Regions from separate parts of the Mus musculus genome. Here region 1 is linked to region 2. Evidence: chromatin loops called from intact Hi-C (ENCODE). Cell type or tissue: heart. All regions are shown on one strand. Each heading gives the region's core, and the rest is flanking DNA. Links, peaks and the distances in the headings are about the cores only.

What was found. Peaks named below come from ENCODE experiments on the same cell type or tissue, not always from the same donor. Only the 100,000 strongest peaks of a DNase experiment are listed, where the experiment ranks them.
Region 1: a loop joins it to region 2, with 3 times the contacts of the local background. A loop is called at or near these places in 10 of 42 quality-filtered maps.

Annotation. Positions count from the first base shown.
Region 1 is chr12:29,921,688-29,931,521 of GRCm38, reverse strand. Myt1l (myelin transcription factor 1-like) reads right to left here. Exons shown (of 25, transcript NM_001093775.1): 25 at 8,313-9,834. It overlaps Gm31939 (a long non-coding RNA gene), which reads left to right. Exons shown (of 4, transcript XR_001780596.2): 3 at 3,205-3,293; 4 at 5,218-6,517. Among named protein-coding and RNA genes, the nearest start is that of Gm46346, 11 kb to the right of the region's middle. In heart, for the core only: a CTCF peak has its summit at 4,477 (motif pointing left); no DNase peak of the experiment used is centred there; H3K27me3 peaks cover 484 bases.
Region 2 is chr12:29,976,964-29,984,963 of GRCm38, reverse strand. It overlaps Pxdn (peroxidasin), which reads right to left. Exons shown (of 23, transcript NM_181395.2): 4 at 5,653-5,724; 5 at 2,599-2,670; 6 at 2,195-2,266; 7 at 366-535; 8 at 1-97. Among named protein-coding and RNA genes, the nearest start is that of Pxdn, 43 kb to the right of the region's middle. In heart, for the core only: no CTCF peak of the experiment used is centred there; DNase peaks (open chromatin) are centred at 2,905 and 4,731.

The DNA.
Region 1 (9,834 bases), core at 920-8,919, 54 kb after region 2:
AATTACATTTATTGTAAAAAGATATGCCTTTAATCCCATTGGGCAGCCTAAGGCTGATAATCAGATTGTAATTATATCTAAGAGACTTCCAGAGCCACAAGATAATCTCACTTTATCAAAAAAGAACAACAGCAACAACAAGCTCTCAGCAACCTGTTAAGATGTAACTTGGGAGCCCCAAAATGGTGTTAAAGGTCAGATCTGAGTTTGGAGAGAGTTGACTGCTATTTCCAGGTTTTACGTCTCCTAATAATGATTTAGATAGAGACACATGTATACTAACAGGAAAGGAAATAGTTTATTAAGAGAGAGAAACATTTCCAAGCCTGAAAATGGGCCAGAACTAGAGCTATATGCAGGTTCCAAAGAGGCCGAGCTGGGGCCCTGAGATCTTCTGTGGGTCATTTCGATGCTAAGTGAATGCTCTGCAGACCTAGCTCATCCCAGATCCTACAGAAGATAGTACCCATTACAGAACAAACAACTTTATCAATCAAGGACATTTACCAAATCCATTAGTGGGGACAACGAGGAGGAGGGTTACAGCCAAGCAGGGGAAACCCTGCTGCAGATTTTAGGTGTTCTTTGATGGCATTCTTAGCTTTTGGATTGGTGTAAACTAGCAGCTTGCTAGAAATACACTTTACAGTTCTTGGAAGTCACGAGGATGTCAGGTCAGATACAGGGGTGGGTGAAAATGGCTTCCAGGGACTAAAAATAATCTATCTCTCTACAACACTTAAACCCACAATGATGAAGTCCAGCCATCTGGCCTTGTAGAACATTTAACATGGATGCCACTTTGTACCTGAGTAGAGAGGTCTTTAAAAGAAAACTCCTCAGGCCACTAACATTTTTGGGTGGGGGGGGAGGCTGTCTCCTGATACACAACCACAGACAAATCCACAAGGTAAACTCAGGCTCTGAGAAACACAGAAAAGCCCACATCTCTCTAGATTAATGATTTTTCACAAAATGAAAAGGAGCTTTGAGCAGATTGCTGAGCTAGTAAGGAGTATTGTTGTAACTCTCCAATGAGGATACACGGCAGAGTGCCCAAAGACCCACTCCCAGGCAGGCTGACTCTCCAGATTATCACTCAGGTTGTCACTGAGTGACAATCTTAATTAGGTCCTGCCTAGAGTGAGCCTGTGATCAGCTGACTGGGTAGATACTCTAAGAAGAGAGTGGGCAACTACCACTCCCAGCTGTAGCAAAGCCCTTGTTGACTTGGAAGTGCCAAGGTGGCTCCTGGAGGCAGGCTTTCTAACATGTCAGGGGCTTTTGTCAACATCTCGAGATATCTGACAGTTTTACCAAAGGATGCCAAGCACACAACCTAAGAAATGGGACTTAGCTAGCGGCATGTCTCCCAGCTAAAAAACTAATGAGATTATTGTACAAGAAAATTTTAGAACCCTTCTTTGTAAATCAACACAAGTTCAGAGAATGCTCTTGATGGTCCCACAGCACGCAGTAACTTAGGAGCTTTGAGTACTGGACTCCAAAGCTCTGCTCAGCCAGGAGTAGAACCCAAGCTTCCTGCCCTGTGACTGCCAACAGTTATCATCTTGCAGTGAGGGGTCAACAACGATGTCCCTTTTCTCTCTGAGTTCAGAACCAAAACAAGCTGCAGCCAACGCCTGCTCTGATGAGGCCAGCTTCCTAGCCCTGGACAAAATGGCCACTCAGAACATAAGAATCGTTTTATTTATGAAACGCTAAGAGTGTGCCTTGAGATTGATAGGAAATTGAAAAGCACCTGGAAGGCATCCCTGTTTGGAAAAGAGTGAGGAGCAATGAGAGTGAGCTCCCAGACCAGACTGTACGCTTTAAGATAGCCAACCCTCTGCACCAATAATAACTGTAAGGGATATACTCCCTTTGGGCAAATTATTATTTCCCTTCCATCTCTTTATCCCTCTCTCCCTCCCTCCTTCCTTTCTGTGTTTCTCCTTTCCCCTTTCCTTTTTGTATTCCTCAACAGGTCTCTAACATCAAACTCACATTGTAGCTAAGGATGGTCTTGACTTCTCATCCTCCTGCCTCCACTTCCTTGGTGCTTAGAATTACAGTTCTGCATTCCCATGCTCATTCGTCTAGTGCTGGGAATCGAATCCCAGGCTTCACACATGCCACAAAAGAGCTCCACCAACTGAGTTACCTGCCTCGCTCTTCTGTATCACTCATGTGTACAAAACAACGATGAGTTGGCATTTCTGAACTCCTGGCTTATGGGTCAGTCATGTTGCTGACATCAGGCTGACATGGCCTGCTTCTTTTAAGATACAGGTTTCTGACATCACATTGCCCATGGATGGTCAGTGTTAGAGGCAGGGGGATGCCTAGGTGCCAGTGTTTCCCAGAGATCATGCCAGAGGCCATGTATGCCCTGCCATGGAACAGATGCCCTTGATCCATAAAGGAGGTGAGAAACTTATGCCATTCCCTTCAGATCTTCTTGATGTGAACTTTTGTTCTGTGAGGTGCAACCCAAGAACAGAGTACCTCGGAGAGTCCCATGAGTCCCATGTAGAGATTTTACATTATAGGAATAATTCATTTTATTATAGAAAATTCAGACAGTGTTCATAGAGACAACAGGGTCTCCCTGGATTCTTCTGCACCCATTTTGGCTCTTCAGGCATTCACAATGAATGTCAGGCATTCTAGCTTCTAGTCCTGTCTGAATCAAACTCTTTAAACAGGATATTTAAGCCAGTTGCATTGGCCCACACCTTTAATCTGAATAATGGGGAGGTAAAAGGTGGATCTCTGTGAGTTCAAGGCCAGTCTGGTCTACATAGTGAGCTCCAGGACAGTCAGGACTACATATCAGAAACCCTGTCACAAACAAGCAAACACACAAGCAACAGAAAAAAAAATCCAAAAATTTCTCTTAGCCAAACAGAGCCAAATCTGGACTGTTTATTACAAAACAAACAAACAAAACATCGGACCTGGGCTGGGCATATATTTCGGTTAGTAGAGGGCTTTCCTATGCTCTAGTTTTATTTCTTGAGTATCTAGCTTTTGATACAACGGGCTCATGACCCTACCTTCCCTTAGTGTCAGCCAGTGATGGAGGGAGGCTGGGGCCAGCTGGGCCAAGCTGCTGGTTACCAAACAGAGGAGGAGCTTTATAGTCAACTGACTGTGCTTGCTTTTCTCAGGGTCCTGATGCAGCTTGCTTGTCCCTTTCAGAGCTGTCACACCATGGGTAGGAACTGCAAAGCTCCTTCTCACACAGACTGAAGATCAGAGACATCCTTCCCCACCCCGGACACAGGATGGTAAGGCGAGAAGCTCAGTGTTTGCCTTCAGGCTTCCAGGGACACTGGTTTCTTAGCATAATGGAGTTGGGCAGTGTCCAGATACACACACATACACATACACACACACACACATCCATTCACATACACACACACATACATTCACATACACACACACAAACACACACACAAACACACACACACATTCATACACACACATACATTCACATACACACACACACAAACACACACACACACATTCATATACACACATACATTCACATACACACACACAAACACACACACACATTCATACACACACATACATTCACATACACACACATACATTCACATACACACACACAAACACACACACATTCATACACACACATACATTCACATACACACACATACATTCACATACACACACATACATTCACACACACACATACACACACACATACACATACATTCACACACACACACACACACACACACACACACACACACACACACATACATTCACATATACACACCAAGCTTCTTGCTCTCTCTTCAGCATCAGCCAGCCTTAAGCCACTTCTAACTTCTACCTGCAACTGCCTTCATAGGACTTGATGGCACCTGCTCCTGGGCTGCAGCCACACAAGCTTCTGCCAGAACTGAGCTGTTTCCCTGCATCTGTCTTCTTGGACTGCAGTGAGCTGGCTTGGTTGTGTGCCCCGAGAGCAGATCTCTGTACCCCTTTCTACTAACTCCAGGTCTCTGTTTGCTCCCCACAAGCCAAGCAATGTGTCTACCCCTTTGTCTAGAACCACCACCATTTCCTGAGCCCAGGCTCCGCTCTCACTAGCTGCCCATGATCTCTGGCTCAAGGCTCCCACCCCTGCATCCTCTGAAACATCTGAAGAATATTTCTCAAATACACACATTGGTAAAAGGACCTTCCTCTCTGGAGAATGAACGTCAGTGGGCTTGGGGTAGATGAGAAAGGACACTTGATGTCTTTCCCTTTCCAAAGCCAGAACCGACCCACTGTGCCACCACTCCTCTGCCATCACTGTCTGCCTTCCTGCTTTGTCCCTGACCTGTTCCCTCCAGCACCATACGCAGGCAGACAGCTGTCAGTTATAAGCTACTATGCCTCAGTAGCAGAGGCAGTGAACACAGGAGCTAGAGACAGCTCCACACTGCCCCCTGGAGCATGGAGTCCAGGAACTTCTTTCCACTCAAGGAAAGCCAGAATTTTCTTTCCTTTTCATTTTTATGTGGTTTTGTTTGCTTGCTTCTGTTTTTTTTTTTTTAAGAGTAGATGTAGAGTTGGAATTTATTATTAGGAAGAGATTTTTAACCAATATTTAGGCACAAGCATTAACAAAAGGAGTGGTGCTTAGGGAGAAGATGGGACATACCCAAGTATGGTTGAAGGCTTCTGAAGAGAGTAAACTTACTGTGAGCTTCTCCGGAGTCTTAGCAGTAGCTGGATGTATGCTTTCAGTGTGTTCTGAAGTTACTCGCTAGGCTTTAAGGTCCCAACTAACCTGCCCTCCCCTTCTCTTCTTTTTCCCTTCTCTTTCATTTCACCTTTTCCTTTTTTCTCTTTCCATTTCCCTCCCTTGCACCCCATCTGTAGTTTAAGCTGACCTTGCACACACTATGCCTACACATGACCTTTAGCATATTGTCTTCCTACCTCTACGTCCCAAGTCTTGGGATTACAGGCATGCACCACTGTATACAGTTTACACGGTGTTGGGGATGAAACCCAGGGCCATTCCTAGCTTCCTAAGGCTAGCAGCTGCCATGCAGCTCCTCTGGAACCTTCCCTTACTGAAGACACCTCTGCTGTTCACCTGTTCGAGTCCTTCTGACAGAAGCAGTGATGGTGACCAGACGCGGGGTCCAGTGCTCCTAAACACACATCTTTGTTTGCATTTTATTAAAGAAAGAACTTCATTGGACTTACGGGTTCCAGAGGCAGAGTCCACCAGGGCCCGAGAAGCACAGCAGCAGGCAGCAAAAGCAAGAAGCTGGAAGGTCACATTCGTAACTGAAAATCTGAAGCAGAGAGAACAATCTGGAAATGGAGTGAGGCTCTGAACTCCCAACGCCCGTCCCCAGTGACACACTTCCTCTGGCAAGGATACACCTGTCAAAGGTTTTACAGCTCCACTACCTGGGACATGTGTCCAAATATAGGAGCCTAGGGGGCACATCCCTCCTTTCAACCAACACAGACCACATAGCAGGACAAAGAGAAGACAGCTGTGACTTACCTGAGCCCATGTCGCCTCTTACGTCCAGAGAGGTGACTGGTAATTCCATGTTCCATTTCCTCCCTCCTGTTTTCCTTCAATTACTAGATATCCACCACTAGGCCTCCCCCATGTAACCCACGGGTTTTGCTGAGACTCATGTATCCTTTGTTTCCATATCTTGCCTTGATGAAGAAAAATAACTTGAGGCAGCATAAATGCTATAAGTAATATTACAGAGTAGAGTGGGAAACGGATCCCATGCAGTTTGGAGAAGAGAAGGAAGAGGACCTTTGGAGCTCTGGAGCAAGGATGGCCGTGTGTCTGTGTGTGTGTGTGTGTGTGTGTGTGTGTGTGTGTGTGTGTGTGTGTGTGTGTTCTCGTGCACTCACAATTAAAATAGAAAGACAAAATGCAATGCTTGAACCTTTTCTTGGCACATAGTTAAATTGCATGTTGGTTAAGACCCTGGTTCCTCTGTGTAATCTTACTTAGTTCAAGCACTACAGGGTCTGTCTGTCTGTCTGTCTGTCTAACTGGGAAGAGGCAGATGTGTCCTGCTGCCAGAATATCAGGTCAGTCATTGTGACTGGAAGAGAAGCCCGGTCCTGGCTGTGCTGAGGAGGGGCTGGGAAAGGCTGCTGCCCCTCCCAGGGATGAGGCCAGCTAAGGAGGTGTGGCTGGGCACTCAGCAGGACCCTGTGTTATCAGTGCCTATTACCATGGTCCAAGAGTGACTGCCATTACCTGCTGTCAACTGTCAACTGATCTCCTCACTGCCCTGCATCCTTTGTGCTTGCAAAGCTGTTTTAACACCTGTGGAGGGAGGGACATCTGCTGTGGCCACAGACTATGGCTTTTCCCTTCATCATCCCCAGCTCTTGTGCTTAGGTATTGTGGTTATAAAAACCAAAACTTGAAGCTAGGCAATGGTGCATATGCCTTTAATCCCAGTCCAAGGCAGGCAGATCCCTGAGTCTGAGGCTAGCCTGGCCTACAGAATGAGTTCTATGGTAGCCAGGGCTACACAAGAAAAGAGAGATCCCCCCAATATATAAATATTTCTCACATGAAGACACACACACACACATGCATGTGTGTTCGCATGCACAATACATGCTTAAACCATTCTCCTTGAGACTTGAGACTGGAAAGTCTAGGAAGATTGGGTAATCTCAGACAAAAGGCTCTGGGACACAAGTAAGGGAAACCACTGTTTGCTGTTTGTCCTGCATGTGCTATCCTACTCAGAGGTGCTGTGCTGGGAGCAATGGCCTTTCAAGGGCCCCTCTTCTGATTTTCTAAGGGCAGTGGCCCTGGACTATTTTCCTGCCTTATCTTCCTGTTCTGTTCTTTCTGGACCCACAGCAATGCCGTGCTTTGCCTCTGGGTTACCTGTGTGTACTCAGCCCACCCTGATGCTGCCCCCTGGGCTGTGGCCACTTACTTGATTTACTCCACCTGGTTAGTGCTACATCACTTCTGCAATGCTCTGCAAAGTGCATTTCTCAGATCTGTCTACTCATTTCTCCATCATAGGATTTTAGGATTCTTTAAAATCACTTTATATTTTCAGAATAAACACCGGGGACCAGTGAGCTTATCTTATTTTTATTTTCTAAGATTCTGAACTTTATTTGGATAGTTTTAAATAATGACCTTGCTTCTAGAGTTGCTCCAAGGTTGGCTGACCTGAGACACTGACAACTGCCTTTCTATTAGCTTTATTTGTTCCAAAAGACAGCAGTTACTAGAACTCTACAGGCAGGTCTGAGGCAGACATGAAGGACCCTAGGGAAAGGGTCACTGCTTACCTGCTGGCCCTGGAAGATCTGAGCAGCAGCTCCAGGCACTGTCTTGCTGCTGCCAGCTGTCCAAGAAGGAATCTGCTGGAACGGGGTCTGAGGAGCTCGCCTGACTTGTGTTTAGCAGCAGAAGCCACCGCTGGGAGCGAGTTTCCAGTTTAATCAAAATTACAGGAGCTGTTTTCTTATATTCTATGTATTGTGCATGTTATAGGAGGCTACTGTGGAATTTTAAGCTGCAACTTTTATTAATGGAATTGGATAGTGCATGTGTTACATGTGAAGGTCCAGTTATATCTCATAGGTGACTTCTTGCTCAGCTCCTGGCTAATAGTGCTCCTGGAAAGTAGCACTCCATCCTTTGTGAGCTCCTGAGTTTGATAACCAGTAACAGCCAGGTGATGTCATGTGCTCTACTATGTATAAGAACAAAGCAGTCCTTTGAAATGAATCAGCCAGAAGGTTGCAATCACACAACCAACGTGGGACATTTTGTGAAGTGACCGTGCTGCCCCCTTGAAGCCTCTGTGTCCTGGCAGACACATGGAACTGTAGTGATGGGGAAGCACAATGGGCAGAGCAGGTACCTGACCGACTATGTGATCCCAGACTGCATTCCAGGTACGGAGAACCTGTGAGAGCCCCTTCAGGATATGGGCCTACGCTCACCAACAGCAGTGCTGTTCGAAGCGTGAGCGTTGCAGAAGGATGCCAAGCTGTTGGGAGACATCTGCACCTAAGCAACCTCAGGTCCTCGGCTGGATCTCAGCTGGGGCAGGGGTGATAGTAAATGAGATAAACGGTCCTCTGGGAAGCACAGCAAGCATGATGCCCGGGGGTGCGTATCCACACGTGCCCCAAGTTCCAGCCTAATCCCACAGTGCTGCTCCAAAGGCAAGAGACCCAGGGTGGGAGAGGGAGGCGGAGGGCTCCAGGAGCCCAGATGGCACGCTCCAGTGAAGACTCAGACCCATTAGAGATCCTTCGTGCTACAAACGTGGCAACACCTTTTTATTCAGAGTAAGATGTGTTCACATCAGCATGACAAAGTTTGTACAAAGTTCACAATTTAAAAATGAAGTATCACAGCAACTTGTGATTCCACACATTTATAGCAAAATTAAAGTGTCAACAAACCCATGCCGTGTAGTACAAAAATAAATCAAACTTCAGTTCCACAGAGAGCACAATAAATAGTTTATACAAAATTCTGTCTTAATAAATGATTACTTAAATTAACTTAGAAATGAATATGAACAATAAGTTATAATAAATATGCTCTGATGACTCACAATAACCCCATGTGGAAGGTCAGCATTCTAACATGTGACACTTTGTGATCCCTATATATAGTCACAGATAACTTTTGATTTGATATTATGTACCACCGTTACATGAGCAGCAGATTTGTGCTTAGAACCCCTCTCCATTGTACATAGGTGATAACAATAAGAATCCAAACTGATACTACCTATTACTCTACTAAAAGCATTACTACATTGGCCAAGAAGCTGCAGACAAGACGCGGTGGGGAAATGCATGTGCCGCTATGAACAGAGGCCCCCCGGGTGTGGGCCTGGGACCATGTGTATGGCATCAGGTGACAGTAAGCACCTTGCTTCAGCTCTCAAAAGGCAATTCTGAGCATGGCAGCTACAACTAATCGCACAACAGAAAGGGGGCGCTGGACAGAGAAGGTCCTGCAGAGCCCCAAGTAATTACATAATCTTTTCCCCAGCTAGTTATTAAAGTCCTTGTGGAAAACTGTAAGCTTTTGTACAGTGAACAGTATAAAGTGCCGCTGGGATATTCTTATATTTATACATATATATATATGTATATATATATATATATATATATATATACCGAGGTTGAGTATTGTATCAGAATGTTTGTCGTGAGATCCCTGTAGTCTCCCTTAGTAACCGTATTGGGTCAGCCTCGAGGGCCTCCTCTATAACTCATCCACTTCAGTGTCACAAGGCGACTGACACAGGATTGCACACCTCCGTACGGATATATAGGACAAGGCGAGTGCAAAGAGCCGACTGGCACATTGTGGGGACAATGACCCTGTAAGTCCTGTTCTGCTAAAAATATTTTTTTTATTATTTTTACAAAACCCATCCTTTTTTTTTTTATTTCATAACAAAATTTTAAAGTACTTTTGTACTTCCTGCATAACATCAAGACATGGAAGAGAGAGATGCTACTAAAAGGAAATCAAGTCGACATCGGGGAACACAACACATTGTCAAAGACTACTCAGAAGGGGCGCAGCAATCAAAAGTGGCCGTATGCATACATATAGTGCAGTCATTTGGGATGAAACCATCAAATTTCGAAGGTATCGACAAATCTAAGATGATCTAGTTTAAAGCAAAAAAGTGCCGCAGTCTATTTAGTTACTTTAACATCTGATTGCACTCTTTCTCAGGTTAGGTCACCACGAGTCACACAAGGCTGTGCAGACGCTAGAGTCAGCTGGACCCAGCGAGGGCA
Region 2 (8,000 bases), core at 1-8,000:
TCAGGTTTGGGGTTGCCCTCAGCTCTGCAGGTGAAGTACACTGTGTTCCCTGAGGTGACATCTGCATCCTGTGGCTCTGAGGTAATCCGGGGCCTTTCTACATGCAAGGAACAAACACCACAGAGAAAAATGTGAGGCTCACGTGTGTGGGAACCCAAACTGGATTCCTCATGGCAGGGATGGCCTAAATACACATCTCAGAACAGACCCCCCCACCCCACCCCCAAACAAATGACAAGTTGTCTTTCTAGAGTTTCAGTCATCGGTGATGGAAGACAAGCCTTCCTCTGCAACGTGAACTGGGGATAAGCCTGGACTTCTGGGGTCACACTGGTCCTTCAGTAGGGTCTCCGGGACACACTCACCACAGTTCAGCTCTTCTGGGGTGATGGTAGCCACAGAGCGTCCTTGGATGCGTCTGGGATACTCGCATGTAGCTGCTGCTTGTGCGTTTCCAGATTGGGCGTAGGTCTTCAGTAGATCCGCTAGCCATAGGATTTCACAGTCACAGTGGAGTGCATTCGAGTCCAATCGCCTGTGGGAAGAAAAAGCCAAGAAGACACCCAGGAGTTAAGGAGACAGTGAGCCATCCTGGATAGATCAACTTCCAGGTTCTGGAGCCTTAAGGCATGCCAATTGTGATGAGCATATAGGCATTAATCATGTGATGAGGAGACACGGCAGACAAGATGCAGCACCCTATGCTCAGACAAGAGATGGACACTGGGTGGGATAAGAGCTACCACTTGCTGGGGCACCCAGCCTGGAATCTACTTCTGAATACCAGGACCCTACAGCCATAACAAGATCAAGGGGGCAGTTGGTGAGTCTGGATGGGCAGTTCACCAAGGCACATCTGTCCAGTCTACCCTAGCCAGTTGAGTCAGCTGGAAGGCGGCCACTCCATCTCGACTGCTCCTTAAGAGAGGATATTTCAGTGAGGCCATAGAGGGGCAAGGCCAACTCTGATGGGTTCAGCTTATCTCCAAATCTAGGTTGCTCCTGCTTGAGCAATGTAGAGCCAGCGAAGGAAGGAATGTATGGGGTAAGAAGGGTTGGAATTCCTCTAAAAGAGGAGTGTGTCTCTCTGAAGCCGCGAATAGGGAAATCCATCTGCAGGCTAGTCCACTGGCTGCCCCACCCTCTGCTCTGAGTCCTCCTGGGCTGCTTTCTGTGCCATTTATCTGGCAATGCTTTCCTCCCTCTTACCTACCAAAGATGAGTTGTCATCCTGTCTTCCCACCCTAATGAGAATTCACCTGGCCTGATTCCTTTTCCTGATGAGTCTTTGTCTCATGGATGATAAAGTAACAGCTCACGAGGAGATGAAGCCCACCTCTACCGCTTATAAGGTAGAGATGCTAAATGAAACTGCAGCGACACATCAGCCTCCGACCAGACTACACAGATAGGAAAAGGTGCCATTCCTGCTGATATGAGTGGACACGGGCAGGAAAAACCGGACTGGAGACACAGCCCCATCTAAAGCACCTGTGAGCAGGCTGTTCCGAGTGAGGCCTGCCCTGTGCACGCGCACGCCTTCAATCGCTCCCTGTGTTTCTTTCTTTATTTTAAAATTTTGTTTGTTTTTCCTCTATGTACATTGGTGTTTTACCTAAATGTATGGTCTGTGAGAGTCTGTCTATTACATTCCAGTAACTTCTTAATTGGGCAAGTGCTCTTAAGGGCACAGGGCAAACAATCCAGGGTGTTAAAGAAATCCATTAGAACTAAAGTCCTCCAATTCCCTTACAATAATAAGTATGCAAAGCTTACTTCTTGAGGCATTAAAAAAATGTGTATCAGTTTGCTTATTCAAGTAGGTGGATATCAAGAAGAGGTACTGGACGTATGCACATGAAGTTGCTTCCAGACTGGCTTTCATTCTCACTGGTAAAATATGCACCTCGCAATTAAAACTTAATTGGGGGAATTTAAACATAATTTAAAAAGCTGTGTCAAGATCCTTATTAAAGGATCAGCCTGCTGCCGCATACAGCAGGGTCACGGGCTTGCCTCTTCACACTGAGATAGGCTTAACAGGCCTGCCTTCCTGGCATAGAGATGCCTCTGAAGGCTTCGCTGAAGCTGGAAATGCTTGCCCAGTCCACAGAAAGGCCAAATGAGAGAACTAGGAGAGAGGGCCTCCCATGAACACTCCCATGAACACACAGACATCTGAATACACACTTACAGCCGTTTCATGGACTCTAACTGACTGAACGTCCCAGGAACTAAGTGCGTGATACGGTTGTTGTGCAAAAACCTGTGGGGAGAGAAAACAGAAAGGCGTTACTTAGCATCAACAACAATAACATCCTAAACATATGAAAATGAGCCCAAGAGATCCAACATCTTATTAGCTGTATTTATTTAATGAGTGGATTTGACAGCTATGTGCTTTGGTTCAAGAAATAATCATATTTCTTTGCTATTTTACTACCATTCAAAGACATAAAATATTGAGTCCCACTTCTGATGATTGGCCAAGAGTTGGATTTTACACCGAAGCATCATGGAAGTGTTAAGCTGATGTTCACTGTTCAGGCAGCAGGAGCTAGGGCCCAACTACAGATTAAAGAAGGAAGCAGGACTCACAGTCTCTCCAGCTTTGGCAGGTGCTGGAAGGATTCAGGGTCCAGCGTTTCTATCTGATTAAAGTGCAGGTACCTAGGGGATAAAACAGCCACACAATGTGAATGACTTACCGACCTTTGCCAACCCAGATTTTGGGCTCCAAAGTTTTCCCGCACTTCGTATCCACATACCACTAGGTACCTCCCTGTGCTCTGCCCGGTGTATGGAGGCAAGAAGACACAAGTGAGAGCAGGCAGGCTGCCTTGTACTTGGATGACCCACAGGCAATAAATACCTCAGGACTTAAGCCCTGGGTCTCCAGGAACCCAAGTGATGGTGGCCCAGACACTTCACAATAATCTATAAAATACCCAGTGAGAGATAACAAGGAAAAACCAAAAGCAGCCCAGCAGACAGGACCACTGTCCGTGTGCCATCCACAGCACCCCTGCACTTGAAACTGTCAAAGCTTCCATGTGACACTAAGAATGCTGTAGATACAAAACCAGGCACCCAGGCAGGAGATAAGCAGCTCTAAGTCATATGAGGCGATGGACTTCCCAGAGCTCCTCTGGTCATACTGAATACCCAGAGGCCATATGGCTTCCTATTTAAGATGTCGCCTTAGTTCAAACAATTTACAATTTGGAATGTAGCTAATTTCATTCTCCTGGGTGCTAGTTTGCTGTTTTTGAATCATGGGTACTTTTTTTTTATTCAAGACAACATCAATCAAGTTCTTATTCACTGGCCTAGAGAGAAGGCTCCACTCAGGTGGCCATGGTAACAGATGCTCTTATTCAATGAAGGGCCAAAGACAGAAACAAGCAGCAGAAACAACATACAGTCTTCATCACCATAACTCCATATAAAGCCTTGTTGTTCTTCAAATCCATTTACATTAACTCTGAGATTAATTAACTGTTACTCCTGGGTCCCTATATGGGCTTCATTCCCTGGCAACTCTCTGGGCAGAACCAGTCCAGAGCCTCCTAATCTCAGAGGGCCGCAGTCCACGCCCACCTGTCCTTCCTCAGACACACAGTACCATGGTCTCCATGACCATCCTTGGGTGCAGGTTTGTAACCCTCGCTCCCTATATGACAAAGTGTTTACAAGACAAGAAAAGAGCACCAATGTCAGTGACTGCCCCAGTACATCATCTGATCCAAGGACATCAAAGGAGACAGGGGCAAAGAGACATCCTTACTCCCCATGAGGTGTGGTGTGTGCTAGGCAGCGTAGGCCAACACGCATATTCCTCTGGTCCCCAGGCCCTATGGCTCACATAAACCATCAACACTGGGGGGCTTCTGGGAAGTCTCTGGTTAAACCTAAGTCCTGATCTAAACTGGAAGAACAAGAGGGAACAAAGACAGATATTCAAGAGCCCTACAAGGACAGGCATCACGGTTTGTGTTCAAAGCCCTTTAGCCTGCAGTGAAGTTTGAACAGGTGGGTCTTAGACATCCTTCCCCGAGAAGCATCGAGGGCAGTGGCTTTCAGGGTTTGTAGAACTCTGGACTGTTGGGGCTCCAGATAGATTCTGGGCACCATTACCCTTCTCTGGGTGTCTGAGAAAACTGGAGCACAGGGAGGGACTCCTCATGTTACATGGACTATCTTTGCTGAATCAGCTACTAACTCTGGAGCTGACAAGGGCCCCCTGAGGAGTGCTGCCCCTGGGCTCTTCATTCAGGACTTCATGGCTTCCCAATTCCCACAGACCCAGCTGAGTGTTAAGAACATGCATCTTCTACAGGAGAGGGTAGAGAGACCCTGAAGCAGAGGCAGTTGAAACTCTCTTTTCCCAATAACAGACCCTGCACAAGCATCAGAGAGAGCCTGAGGCCTGAGGCCTTTTTGACACACTGACCTGAACCATTCATCCCACCTGGAAGCGGTTATCCCCCAGTCTCACTACAGCATTCAATTCTCAGAAAGAAAGCCATACCCCAGCTGCAGCATCCTGTCTCTCCTCGCCTAAGGTTTTTCTAAACTCCCTTATGACTCAGGATCCCGCTCCCTGTCACCGATGAGCAGAAAGCCCCGCTGGCTATGGAAACCACTCAAGTCCTCTTGCTCCTAATTCCTCCTGGCTGGGCTCCTTCAGTGGCCTCACTGCCAGGTTAGTGCTGTCTGCATGAAAACAGAGCACGTCCTCTGCAATCTCCCACATCTGTAAAGCCTCGAGATAGTTCCAAGAGCTTTTGCAATAACCTGGATTCCCCGTTTCATCTGTCTGAAGCAGTTTACGCAGAGACTCAAAATGTGGGATATAGATGTACCATGTGGGCTGCTGCACTCCATGGCCCTACCTGCTGCTGCCCTGACCCATCTGTGCCAGTCCTCCAGTCTTAACACAGGAAGAGACGCACAGGCCTCAAGTGCAAGGCTACTCTGGCCGTAAACTAACAGTTGTTTTCCATCAGTGAAACTGCTAACCCAAGATAGCCTGAAATCCCACAAGGATTGCCTCAGCTTACTGAGTGAAAGGTTACCCAGTAAGGCACATAAACCAGAAGACCCCCATAATCTTACTAGAACTTTATGCCTAAGAAAAAGACCCCATGATGACTGACTTCATAACAAGGTCTAGTTCATATGCTTTAGAAAGACAGCATTTTGGCACACTCAACACCCACTTGCTAGAACTACAAGGGGACAAGGCTTCTGCTCTCCAAAACAATGAACCCTATGATTGAAACTGCACGTGTCCCATGCTGGATGCTCCTATCATGATAGCCTATCTGTCTCCTGCTTGTTTACACGTCTGTCTCTACCACCACGTGAACACCAAAGTTCTTACTGTTAGACAGGAAAGCAAGTTCCGTCCCTGCTCCTGATGTGATGGGTGGAGGGTCAGGGTCTGATGCATAGAAGAAACACAGCAATGTCTGCTCTTGGGTGGGCGCAGGGGAGCAAGGTGGGAGAGGTGGGTGAAAAACGCCCCACTGATGCTTCTCCTCGTCATGCATACCCTCCCTGCACCCCAGAAAGTACAGACATGCATCATGCAACCAGTCATCTCTCCCTGTGGGAGGCAATAAGGCAGACGGCATGGAGGACACTTACAGTTGCTCTAGAGAGGCAAGTCCCTTAAATGCTTGCCTGTCAATTGATTGGATCTCATTCTTGTACAAATAGCTGAAACAAGAAACATGGAGGAGTATTAGGCACACACACGAGCTCTCAACTCCAGGCGGGAAGAACTGAGTTGACGCAATGGAGAACAGTTTAAAATCAATGACTGCATGATGGTATAAAGGAAACATCACACTGTGGGTACCAGGCCACTCTCGATGGTCACTTCTCTTACACCTCAAGGACCAAAGGATTCTCCTACTGGGACTACTAGAGTCCTGGCATCTGCTTCAAAGCCCGGGAAGAGAAAATGACTCCCATACACAAGTAAAAGGCATTGACTGTAAGATCATAACCAGCACTTTCTACTACAAAGGCACACCAGCACAGCTCACAAAAAGCAGGCTGTCTGAAAATGTCTTGAATGTCTCTCCCACCCAGAACCCCATTCTTTATACTGGAAAGCAGACATGATGCTTTCCAAGGGTCTGTTTAGAAATGGCCTGCAATCTAAGAAAGGGGCTTTCCATTTTTCAATGGTTGAAATTAAAACAATCAATAATCGAATTCCAAGACAAGTAAGCACTGCAATGAAGTGACCTTCATCAACAGTGTGGGAGCAGTATATGTGCTAGAGCTACCTCAGTGTCACATCTCGGCATGCTGACATGCCAGTTCCGCACTACACCTCATAACCCAATCTTCAGCAGCCACACTGAGTAAGAAGAGATGGCGCCCTCTCTGGGACTGGTGTGTCTGCACTATACTTTATTGAAACTGGTTTGTTTTCCTCGGTGACACAGGCAGAAGGACAAGTCAAACAGCAAGCTTCTCCCATGATTCCCTGTCACGTGAAAACTTAAGACTTCAAGCCAATGGCTCAGCATCTAGCACAACTACCTGTTTCTATAAAATGTGTGTGTGTGCGTGCCTGTGCGTGCTGTGTGTTGTATGATGAAACTAGAAAGGATGTCATAGGAGCAGAATATGACACCTTAAGGGAGGAGAGAAGTAGAGGTGGAAATGAATACGGGTAATAAAGCGCAGCAGAGAACCAGCTGGAAAAGAGCCACGCTGAGGGCAAGGGAGTCTGGGAACAAATGAGAAAGTATAATGACACACAGTTATGAAGATGTCATAATAAAACCAAGTACTTTGTGTGCTAACGTTAATACAAATTTTAAAAAAATTAAAATAAAAAAAGACATGGATGTCAACTAACAAGATGATGTGTAAGAAAAAGGAAACAAACAAACAAACAAGACAGTATTCTTTGCCTTAATTCTTGTGGTATGACACCCAGGATCAGATCACTCACTGTACTCCCTGCTGTCTGTCTGTACAAGGTCCTACCTACTTCATGGCGCCAGAAGTGCTCTCTTTAATTGCTGCAACCCACCAAAGATGCTCTTGCCTTTTCCCTCTGTGCAAATCAAGAAAGTGGTCCTCAAAGAACCACAAACCTTAACACAAACCATCCAGGACCTGTCCATCCCCATCAATAGCCCAGCATCTAGAACAAAAGCCACACGGGCATTGGTCCTCCAGGCTGCTTGAAAGCATGAAGCGATAGTAAAAACTCAATCTTTATGCACCCTGGATTCTTAAATAGAACCATAGAGTTAATTATGCACACGGCTCTTTAGTGAAGGCCTGAGTTACAGCTGCCTCCTGTGGCCACTTCTTTAAGCAAAATACCAAAGAACATTGCCTTTTACCATTGCAGAAAGATGGAGTCCTTCTGAATGATGTACAAAATACAGAGCAGATATGAATGTGTGTTTATAAAGACACTGGTAGGATTTGGGGGGCAGCTCAAAGGTATAAGGGCAAATCTCTGGATTTCATGCCCAGTACCACACACACACACACACACACACACACACACACACACACACACACACACACAAAAGTTTAAAAATAAAATTAAAGACACTTAAACAATGCATTTCTTAAGAATAAAAAAGTTGATGTTCTAAGAATCAATTGTAATTTCTTATTTCACACTTCATCCTTGTACCATGAACTCTGCTGCAAGAGGCCATCTCATTATCAAGAAATATGAATGAAGTAAGTGGCCAATGCCTCACTAGAAACAACAGAGGTCCAGGAAATAAGGACTATCCAGAGTCCAAAAACATGTTTTGACTAATAATACGCAAGGTTAAAATACATCAATACATTTTAGACATATTCTAAATAATTCCAAATAAAATCCATTATCATAGTGATTATTAAAGTACTCTCCTGATAAAATCCTAGGGAACTGAGGAATGAAGCTAGCCAGGACCTGCGTAAAGCTGCAGGAGACACTAGGCTCCAGTCCTAGCAGCCTGTCC